Linked DNA regions of Mus musculus: region 2 is linked to region 1. A link is a loop called in an ENCODE intact Hi-C map of the cell type or tissue named here. Cell type or tissue: left cerebral cortex. All regions are shown on one strand.

What was found. Peaks named below come from ENCODE experiments on the same cell type or tissue, not always from the same donor. Only the 100,000 strongest peaks of a DNase experiment are listed, where the experiment ranks them.
Region 2: it touches region 1 in a loop (5-fold over the local background); 2 of 42 quality-filtered maps call a loop at or near these places.

Annotation. Positions count from the first base shown.
Region 1 is chr3:8,542,934-8,547,933 of GRCm38, reverse strand. It overlaps Stmn2 (stathmin-like 2), which reads right to left. Exons shown (of 5, transcript NM_025285.2): 3 at 2,189-2,361. Among named protein-coding and RNA genes, the nearest start is that of Stmn2, 36 kb to the right of the region's middle. In left cerebral cortex, no CTCF peak of the experiment used is centred here; a DNase peak (open chromatin) is centred at 2,637.
Region 2 is chr3:7,527,975-7,532,974 of GRCm38, reverse strand. It overlaps Zc2hc1a (zinc finger, C2HC-type containing 1A), which reads right to left. Exons shown (of 9, transcript NM_173181.3): 6 at 4,846-4,945; 7 at 4,291-4,390. Among named protein-coding and RNA genes, the nearest start is that of Zc2hc1a, 27 kb to the right of the region's middle. In left cerebral cortex, no CTCF peak of the experiment used is centred here; a DNase peak (open chromatin) is centred at 3,036.

The DNA.
Region 1 (5,000 bases):
TTTCAAAATGTTGAAGCTCAGTAATTACTTGGAATCAATTAAAAAAGCAGATGTTAAGTTTTCCATTCCTTATAGAAGTTGTTTGACCTACTAGCCCATGGGGCTGCTCACTTGAGTGGCTACTGGCCACAGAGGGGCCGTACGGACTGAAAGTCACCAGAGGGGTAAGCCACGTTGTATACTTAGAGCAGTCTGAGCAGCTGGATGACGGTGACCTGCATGTCCTTGCCGGACAGTCTCTGGGATACGTCACTTGCTGAAGACTGTTTAAGGAGAATGGACAGTTTTTCACACGAGTGCTAATTAAGTCAGTACAATCCAATAGAAAAACAAAATCAATGGCTGAATGTTTAAGTTAGTACTTTCTCTTAATTAGATGTCCTTTCTCCTAATTAAAACTCTACTACCAGAACATAATTCACAAGGTGATTTCTCCACTGAAAAATTTCCAAATTGCACAATAAATTTAATGAGATACACCATTTAAAAAAGGTTCCAAAATATTTTTTTCTGAGTATCAAAATATTGGCTGATTCTTTTGGTCAGTGTCCATTAGCTACACAGTCAATTTCTAGTTTGATTTAATTGTTTAAATAATTGTTAATAGTTTACTGCTGTCAGGATGTAGGAGTTTTACAAGAACTATTAATTACTTGCCTCAGGGACTTTTATAAGTTTTATAAATTAACACCCAGTTAATTTTTATTATCTCTGTGTTCTTTTTTCTTTGGCCATTTTCTGTTAATTAGGTACAGTAGCTGGAAACGCCATCAGTGTACTAATCCTTGAAGCTGAACTCTGCTTTCTGAATTTTAATTTTGGGCCAGACACTGATTTTATATTTTAAGCGCTCTCTCTCTCCTCTCTCTCTCTCTCTCTCTCTCTCTCTCTCTCTCTCTCTCTCTCTCTGTGTGTGTGTGTGTGTGTGTGTGTGTGTGTGTGTGTGTGCTCCTTGTGTAGAGCTTCCAGGGCTGTGCTGTGCCCATTATATAGAAGGTGCCTCTGCCTAGTGAGTAAGAACTTAAATTGCCCAGGGTGCAATAGGCACTGCAGGGCTTTAGACAAGATAGTTGATTATGTCTGTAAGTAATACCACAAGAAGCAATGAAAAAGTTAAGTTATTGCCTGGGTTAATAGCTTACTTTCTCCATCTTAAATCTGAATTTATAACAATATTAATAGATTATAGTGTTTAATATATTGATAGATTTTTTGTAGACAACATTAAGAGTTTCATTCATGTAATAAATATAATTTATATTTATATAATTCACATGATAAAATGATATAATTTATATAATTTACATAATTGAACTGTGTGTATGTGCAGGATATCCATAGTGACCTCATGAGTCTAAAATACATCATGATAAAGCAAATGGAAAATACAGTTCAAAGATGCTTTATATCAAAGATGCCTGACAGGAAAATACAGCCCATTGGAGCAGGTACATCTAGACAGAACATCTTTAATTCACAGATTTGCCAGCATATCTTACTGCTCTCATATTTTTCAAAATATTTATTTTTAATTGTATGTGTGTGTGGTGGGGGTGGGGATCAGGAGTGGAATGTGCACTTGGGAGTGTATGTGCACTTGAGAGTGGTCTGTGCACTTGGGAGTGTAGCTTCCTGTGGAAGCCAGAGGTGAGAGTCCCTTGAAATGGATGCTTGGAATGGAACTTGGGAAGTGCTCTTTACTGGGCTTTCCAACCTCTGCCCTCCAGTCTTAATGTCCATAGTCTTTTAGTATCCTACTGTAGAGAATTGAAGGTGTTCAGATCGTGCAGGCTCACTCAGGTACCATTGTCTCTTGGAATCTCTGATTGAACCTCTCTCTCTCTTTCTCCCCCCCCTCCCCCGTGTGTGTGTGTGTGTGTGTGTGTGTGTGTATCTGTGAAAAAGAAAGGAAGGGAGCAGAGGGGAGGAAGAAAAGAGAGACTTTAAAAACCTGTGACTTTGAGGCCACCTGGTCTACAGAGCAAGTTCCAGGACAGCCTATACTACATAGAGGAACCCTGTCTCAAGAAAACAAAAGAAGCCAAACCAAACCAAATTAAACCAAACCAAACCAAACCAATCCAGACCAGACGAGACCAGGCCAGACCAGCCAAACCAGGCCAAACAAAATAAGAACAAGAACAACAACAAGAACTACGATGACGACAACCCCCCTGGAGAAAGTTACCTTTCTTCGCTCCTCTGCAGCCTCCAGCTTTTTCTGAATCTCCTCCAGAGACAGGTCTTTCTTCTTTGGAGAAGCTAGAGTTCGTGGAGCTTCTGAGATGGGAGATGGTGGCTTCAAGATCAGCTCAAAAGCCTGGCCAGAGGCCCGCTTGTTGATCTGCTTCACCTCCATGTCTGTGGAAGGAACAGCAGAGTGTTAAGTCGGCAGCTGAATCATGCAACTGCTTTAATGTCATGGAGTGCAGCATCTGCATAAATGCTTTTGATCATAAATTTAGGAAATTGTCATTTGCAGCTATGTAGATAAACCTGGAGTGCATTGTAGTGAGAGAAAGTCAGAAACAGAAAGACAGAATTCCTGTCCTCATAGAGCAGAGTGTAAAATGTCTGCCAAGTCTGATGGAGTCTGCGCAGATGCTGGCTAGATAGTACAAAATTTCATCTAGGCAATTAAAATACGTTCATGAGTCTTCTAGTTCGCTTTCTGTCACTGTGACAAAACACCATGACAAAAACCAACTTGGGAGGAAAGGGTGCATTTGGCTTACACTTCCACGACACAATCCACCACTGAGGGAAGCCAGGGCTCAGACTTCAGCAGAAACCTGGAGGCTGAGAGTGAAGCAGAGCCCATGGAGGCACGTTGCTTCCCGGCCTCCTTTCTGTGCTTTGCCCAGCTTGCTTTCACATACAATCCAAGATTAAGGGTAGCACCACCTACCGTTGGCTGGACCCTCCCACATCAGTCAGGAGAATGCCCATAGACACGTGCACATGCCCGTGTGGTGGGGTCAATCTCCAACCGAGGCTCCTTCTTCCCAAGTGACTGTGGATTGTGTCAAGCTGACAAAACATCCAACCAGTTCAATGTGATTTATAGTGATGATATATTGTGTTATGTTTATGTTTAAAAATTATTAGAATGTGCTCATTGTACAAAATGTTGGATGTGGTTATGAAATTTTCCAACTTTCCTATCTAGTGCTTTGTTTGTGTTCACACTCCATTTCCCTCCTTTGACTTTCTCTACCTCCTTCCTCCTAGTCTCCTTCTTCCCAAACGTTGTTCCTCCTCCTATATTCACATCATGTGTGTATGTATAAATATATATATATATATATATATATATATATATATATATATATATATATAACCATGTGAAAGGAGATGAGACATGTGTCTCTTTGAATCTGATTTACCATGCTAATAAGTGATCTTCAGTTCCATCAATTCTTGCAAATGACACTTTTTTAATGTAAATGAAAACTCCATTTCATCAGCAGTCTACACATTTTTAATCTACTTTCTCTGATTGGATTCTTGCCACAAATACATGATAACACATGAAATAAGCATGTGTTAGATAACTTGATTTAGCCATTATCAATGTATATTGTATTTCAAAACATGCATACTGTAGACACATTCAATTTTAATTGTCAATTAAACAATAAACAGAAAATCACTAGCTATGTTTATCATTGGCTTATGTTTATCATCTACTGACCATAAGGAGATCACCAGACCTTCACAGTTTAATCATACATTGTATGATTAATAAGTTGATTGTCAGACTTTCGTGTTTTAATCCTGTGCTATCATTTATAATCTAAAATAATTTATAAAATAAAAAGTGATAGATAGGTAGTAACTTGGAGGACATTTATAACTTCATAGCTCATATGTAGGAAAAGGTACTGATTTCTTTAAAACTTCATTGGTCAGTCTTCAGTTATCACTGAGTGCTTTGGTGTGACCCTCATGCCCTCTGGTCTTTTTTTGCAACCAAAAACTTCTTAGGATTAAGATACTGCTACATGTTACTAATATTTCAAGTGTGGATGTCTCCTGGTACCGTCCAGGGTGGTTCCAAGATCCCCAGGAGATTCCCAAACACTCATGGCCGAATCTCTTACTCTAATACATGGTGATTTTTTATTTGAGCTCTGGAAAGAGTCCTTCCCATTGTCTGTACATTGCTCAGATAATTACTATCCAGATAGAAATACAAGGCCAAGTGAACACGTTCGAAATCTGAGTGTCTCTACTGAGTTTTTCGAAGTGCCGGCCGTGATGTGGAGTTGCCTCTTCAGCTTCAAACAGCTCCCACAGATGTGCTTTTCTGCCTAGTCCCAAAGCATCAGAAGCCTTCCTATCCCTTGCGTCCCAGGCATTTAGGGTTCTCCTTGGAAATCATTTGTGTTTTAAGACTCATCTACCGAGCTCTGAGTCCCAGGAAGGCAAGGACCATGCTGAATTCATCAGTGGGTCTCAGTGACAGCACAGATTTTAGAGTCTCTTAAGAAACAGCCAGATTCCTACTAATAGCATAATCTGACAGAGAGTTGACTTGTTAGCTCAGTGAACTTCCAGGAAGTGGGCATGCTGTGTGCACTCCGGTGGAAGTTTGGTTGCAGGCAGATTGCTTAACTGTACACAGAGCTAACTAAGTGCTCCTGAAAAGATAATCAGCCCTTGTAATGCTTGTGTCATATGAACAGAGCTGGAGGAAGAGTAGCTCTAAGTTCTGAAGCAGGCATTAAGACATGGAAGGCTGAGAGCTTGCTCTTTGCCATCTTTTACAGGATCTTTACACATGTGGGAAGGCAGAATAACTGTGAGCCTATCATGCATCCAAATGCCTCAGGTACAGTTGGTACAGTTAGTGGCTCTCTTTTGATTACATTGGCTGACTTAGATGAGGTTGATACTAATAGTGTTGATAAAGACAGAGCCATAACTGGGTACCTCTTAGGCATCAGGCTAAGACATGTGTTATTCTCTCCCCAACATCCCTAGGAGGAGAGAGTAAA
Region 2 (5,000 bases), 1.0 Mb after region 1:
AAAACACCCTAACCCAATAGCTTCAATCATTTAAAAATGCTAGGTTCATATGCCAGAATATTATTCTACAAAAGAAAAAGGGTTTAGGGTTGGTGAGGTGCTCAGCAGGTAAAGCTGCTTTCAGCTAACCCCGACGACCTGAGTTCAAACCCCAGGACGCACATGGAGAGAAAAAGAGCACCTATTGCCCAAAAGCTGCTCCATGATTTCCACCTGTATGCCTTGGCATACACATCCACATACAAAATGAATAGATGTCAAAGAAAAAATTAAAGGAACATGTTCCTATCATACAAAATCTAGTGACATTTCTTACTAATTTAAAACCATAACATATTGATAATCAAATTCAATTTTTTATTAGAAGATGTTCTCCAGGGTTGGGGGGATGGTGGCTCAGTCAGAAAAGTGCTGCACGGGAAAGAGGAGAAAGCGAGTTTGCATCCCCAGAAACCATGTACAAGACTGAGCATCATCCTGTATCATCCCGTGCATTGATACCAGGGATGCCAGGAGAGTCTCAGCTCTGGCTAGCCATGCTAGCAGAATTGATGAACTAGCGATCCAATGATAAATCCTGGCTGAAAATATGTGGAGATAAAGACAGTCAATGCTGACCCAGGCCTGCACACACACGCACACATTACCATACACATGTCCCCGGCACTCAGAAATGTTCTTTACATGTATGTACCCTGCAGCTCTACTTTTTACCTCATCTACTATGATCAAATATAGACAGGTTTATGTTTTTACAGTAACAGAAGTAAATTACTGAAGACAGTAATTCAGCTATTGGAAAGGATACGTTTGGTATATATTTAAAATTACAAACATTTTAGTAAGCAGTGCTTGCAAGAACACAGCTGTGTCAGTTTGTGATCTTATTCAGATGCCACGGAATTTAATAACTCAGTGTTGCATCATATTTCTGAAAATTTCCCGGCTAAATAAAACTAAATTTTAGAATTAGGATGAAAAATCTATTTGAATATGTTGTTTTTAAAAAAAACTATAGAAATAACCACAGGTTATCTAGAACTTAATTATCAAATGTAAGACTTTTTCCAAGTACAAACATTAAAATGTGATGATACCAATATATGATGCATAAGACTAGAATACATGAGTAAAGTGAACGATGCTAAATGCTATAAACAATGCTTGAAACAGCTGTAGGATCATGAAGTGCTAACATTTATCAAGCTCAGATGATTTTCAGTCCCTTCAATGTTACAACTAACCAAATACCTCAATATAAGTCAATGCATAACTGAAAAACATCACTGTCAGGCAAACTTTAAGAAAGTCTTTTACAGAACCACTTTTCTATGAGTCTGGTTTATAGATGAAATTTTTAACTTACTGATTAATTAGTTTTGCCATCATTCCATAAAAACACTAGACCTTTAGGTAGGGATTCTTTTTTTCCTTCAATTAGATCACCATGGTGTTTACACTTAAAGACAACAATAAAATGAATCGCTGCTCTAAAGACTCTAATACAGAAATGGTAGCTGGCACTCTGTAGATAGCTGTTGACTGCTTCTCGTAACAGGAGAATAGTAATCTCCAATCAATACTGTGATACAGAAAATATATTGACTAGAAGCAAACAATGACTCTGGTTCAAGGAGAAGGGCCTTCTATATAGACAATTGGAATCTGAACATATATGACTGCCAATTTAGTATGTTATGGGGCATCCTAAGTGTTAAATTTCATGGAATACTTGGAAAAGCAAATGTTCAAAATCTTTGCCTGTTAGTAAAACATATTTTCTCTTTGGGATCATATAAGTCAGGTTTTTGATCAGGCTTCTTAAATTAGTTATGAAAGTCTTTATAAACACAGTCACCAAGTGTCTTCAGAGAGACATACTCAAGGTTGCACACTTACTTAGTGGCACAGTAGAACACAAGTGCCCCACTGTCTACCTCCATAATAGGTGTGTTTCCACTCACCCCTGTGCTTGCTCTGTCTCGTGGGTGTGGTGTTTGCATAGATATGCATGTGGTTTTTGTTTTGATGGTGTTTTTTTTTTTTTGTTTTTTGGATGTGTGACCTGCATGTAGGAAGTTGGTATCAGGAATCATCCTTGTTCTTTATTCACTGAATCAGGTCTCTCAATCAAACCCTGAGTTAGTTGGTAAAGCTCATCTTGCTAGCCAGTTGAATCAGGTGACTCAGACAATACCTTTCAGGGCTGGAGACACAGGCAGACTGCTATGTCCACTCAGTGTTGCAAGGCTTCTAGGTCCCAGAACCCTCAACCTTGTGCTTGTACAGCAAGTACGTTAATTACTGAGCCATCTACCCAGTCCCAAAATTCTTTTTTGAAAAATCCTATCAGCCAGCTTTCTGTGCACAGTTTACTTAAAGTTTGTCATACCACTTACTCCAACCAAAGAGAAAACCATCAGTAAAAACAAGTATTAAAAAATACTGCTTCTAATTTATGATTAGCAATACCTAAAACACTAAAAGGACTATATCCTAACTAAAAACAATTCTCTTTGTTATGGTAAAAAGGTTTTGAGTTAGCTGTTGTGCCTATGCAATACTACATAGTGAGTTGACCAGTAGGAAAGAAAAAAAGAAATGAGTACTGTTTTTGTTAACCACCAGAAGATAAGTAAGGAAAGGCAGGTAACTCCTGGTACTTTGTCAGTATTCTGTTAGTTTTTTATTCTTTCTGTTCTGTGGTCTTGCTCATTTGTTTCTTTTGCTGATCCTGAGGACTGACCCTAAGGCCTTGAACATGCCACGCAATTATCCCACCACTGACCGACATAGTCATCCCATTAAACTTTGTGTGTGTATACAGATTTGTGATATGTGTGTGTATGTGTACACATATTGGTGTGTCTGAATGCAGGTGCATATGTGCCATGGGGCACATGTGACGGGAAGAGAACAGTGTGAGGAATCAGCCCTCATCTCTACCTTTTTGTTGGCACTGGTCTCTTGCTTGCTGCTATTAGATGAGGCTAGCAGGTCTGTGAGTTTCCAGAGATTCTGCTGTTCTGCCTCCCACAGCCCCAGCAGAAGGCTAGCATTCAGTTCCTGCACTATCATGCCTGATGTCACATGGGTCCTGGGGATTTGAGCACAGGTAGTCATGCTTACATGCCAAATGTGTTCTCCAAAGAGGCCTCTCCCCAGAGTCCAAGTCTTTGTATATCTTGGATTTCCTATGCTGTCTGAATTGAGTGGGGACAAAAGGCTAACCACAACTGACAAATATTCCTCTGTAAATTTTCTTCATGAAAGTAAGTGACTATGAGTCAAAGATAAAGTATTCTTGAAAATTATGTGTTATGTTTCCTTAACCAACTGCATATCTAAGAAAAGACAAAATCTTCTGTTTTTGTTTTCTTTATTGTCTTTGTAATTTTGTAATTTATTAACAGAGGAAAGTAAATCTCTGAAAATAAGTGTTTAGATAATAAAATGGCTAATTTTATCAAGTTTTCCAACATTATAATGGATTGTTGAAAGTAGAAGCTATTTCACTAAAAGCCATCTATATAGAATACAGCATAGGAAAACTACAATGATTAGTAAATAATAATTTACTGAAAATTCCATATATGCTGTCTACACAGAATATAACATAATTTTAGTTTACTTCAGACAATACAGGCATACTACAGAAATTTTTCTCATAGCAAAATCATTATAAAAACATTTATTTTTATGATTCTAAATAACTTTATATACACCTCTATGTACATTATTCCATCAAAACTATACATTTAGTAATTTTTATGCATTAGAATAAAAATATTTGACTATTTTCTAGTCAAGGAGATCTCACTCAGCACCCAACTTTTCCTAAAAGTTACATACCTTTAACTGCATATCTGAGTTCCTCTATGACTACAAAAGACTTAATTAAGTACACCAAAATAAAACTGTTCACACACACACATACACATACCACACAAACACACACACACACCACACAAGCACACACACACACACACACACAAACACACCACACCACACAAACACACACACACAAACACACACACACCACACACACACCACACACACACAAACACAAACACATACACACAAACACATACACACACACACACACAAACACATTAGGATCTTGATGAAGAGCAACTATACTTTTCTGAAACAGTTTTGCTAGGATTTTAAGTGTCAGTTAATGTCTCTTCAGCAGCAATCTTCCAGAAGAAACAAGCTAGCGAGGCAGAGCAAGGACAGACACAAAGCACTGCAGTGCGCACAGCACTGAGCGCTGCAGGACCGACTTACCCTGCCTGGGGGGCTGCTATCGCTCTATGAGAAGGAGATAAGGTCTGAGGTTTGTTTCCCAAAGGACTGTTAACTGAAGATGCTTTACCCGTGGGCACACCTTATAATAAAAAGGCAACAGTATTTTAAACAATATTATGAAAGAAAATTCATATAAAACAGAGTCTCTAACAAGGAAAATAGTTCCTTAGTACCTATAGTTATAAAATAGAGAATTTAAAACTATTAGTAAGGGATGCATCCAGTTCTCACCTTTTATAACATCTCACTTTAGTGGTTTCCTCTTTAAACTGTTAGTACCTGTCTTATTGGACAGTTTCAAGTACACATACAAAAAATGTGTGAAAGCATTGTGGCCTTCAAGTAATAAAGAAAGGACCTTGGCTGTAGATGCTATTCAAAGTTACTTCTATTTTACCCAGAAATAACTACTAAGCTAAATTTCTTATGTATAACTTTTTTAATAATCTAAAAAAACCACATTTGGCATATCCTTCTCAACTAACATGGTTTCCTTTGCTTGTCTGGTTAGTTGGTCACATGGAATCTCATTACCTACAATTGTTTTGCTAGTAGTACTTGGCTGTGGCAGTCGGGAGGATCCTGATGATGGAATTCCAGGAGGATTTGATTTTTTAAGCGGAGACGGCTTATACTAAAATAATGAAAATTAAAAAATAAAATTGAACATCATTTTGATATTAAGGGAT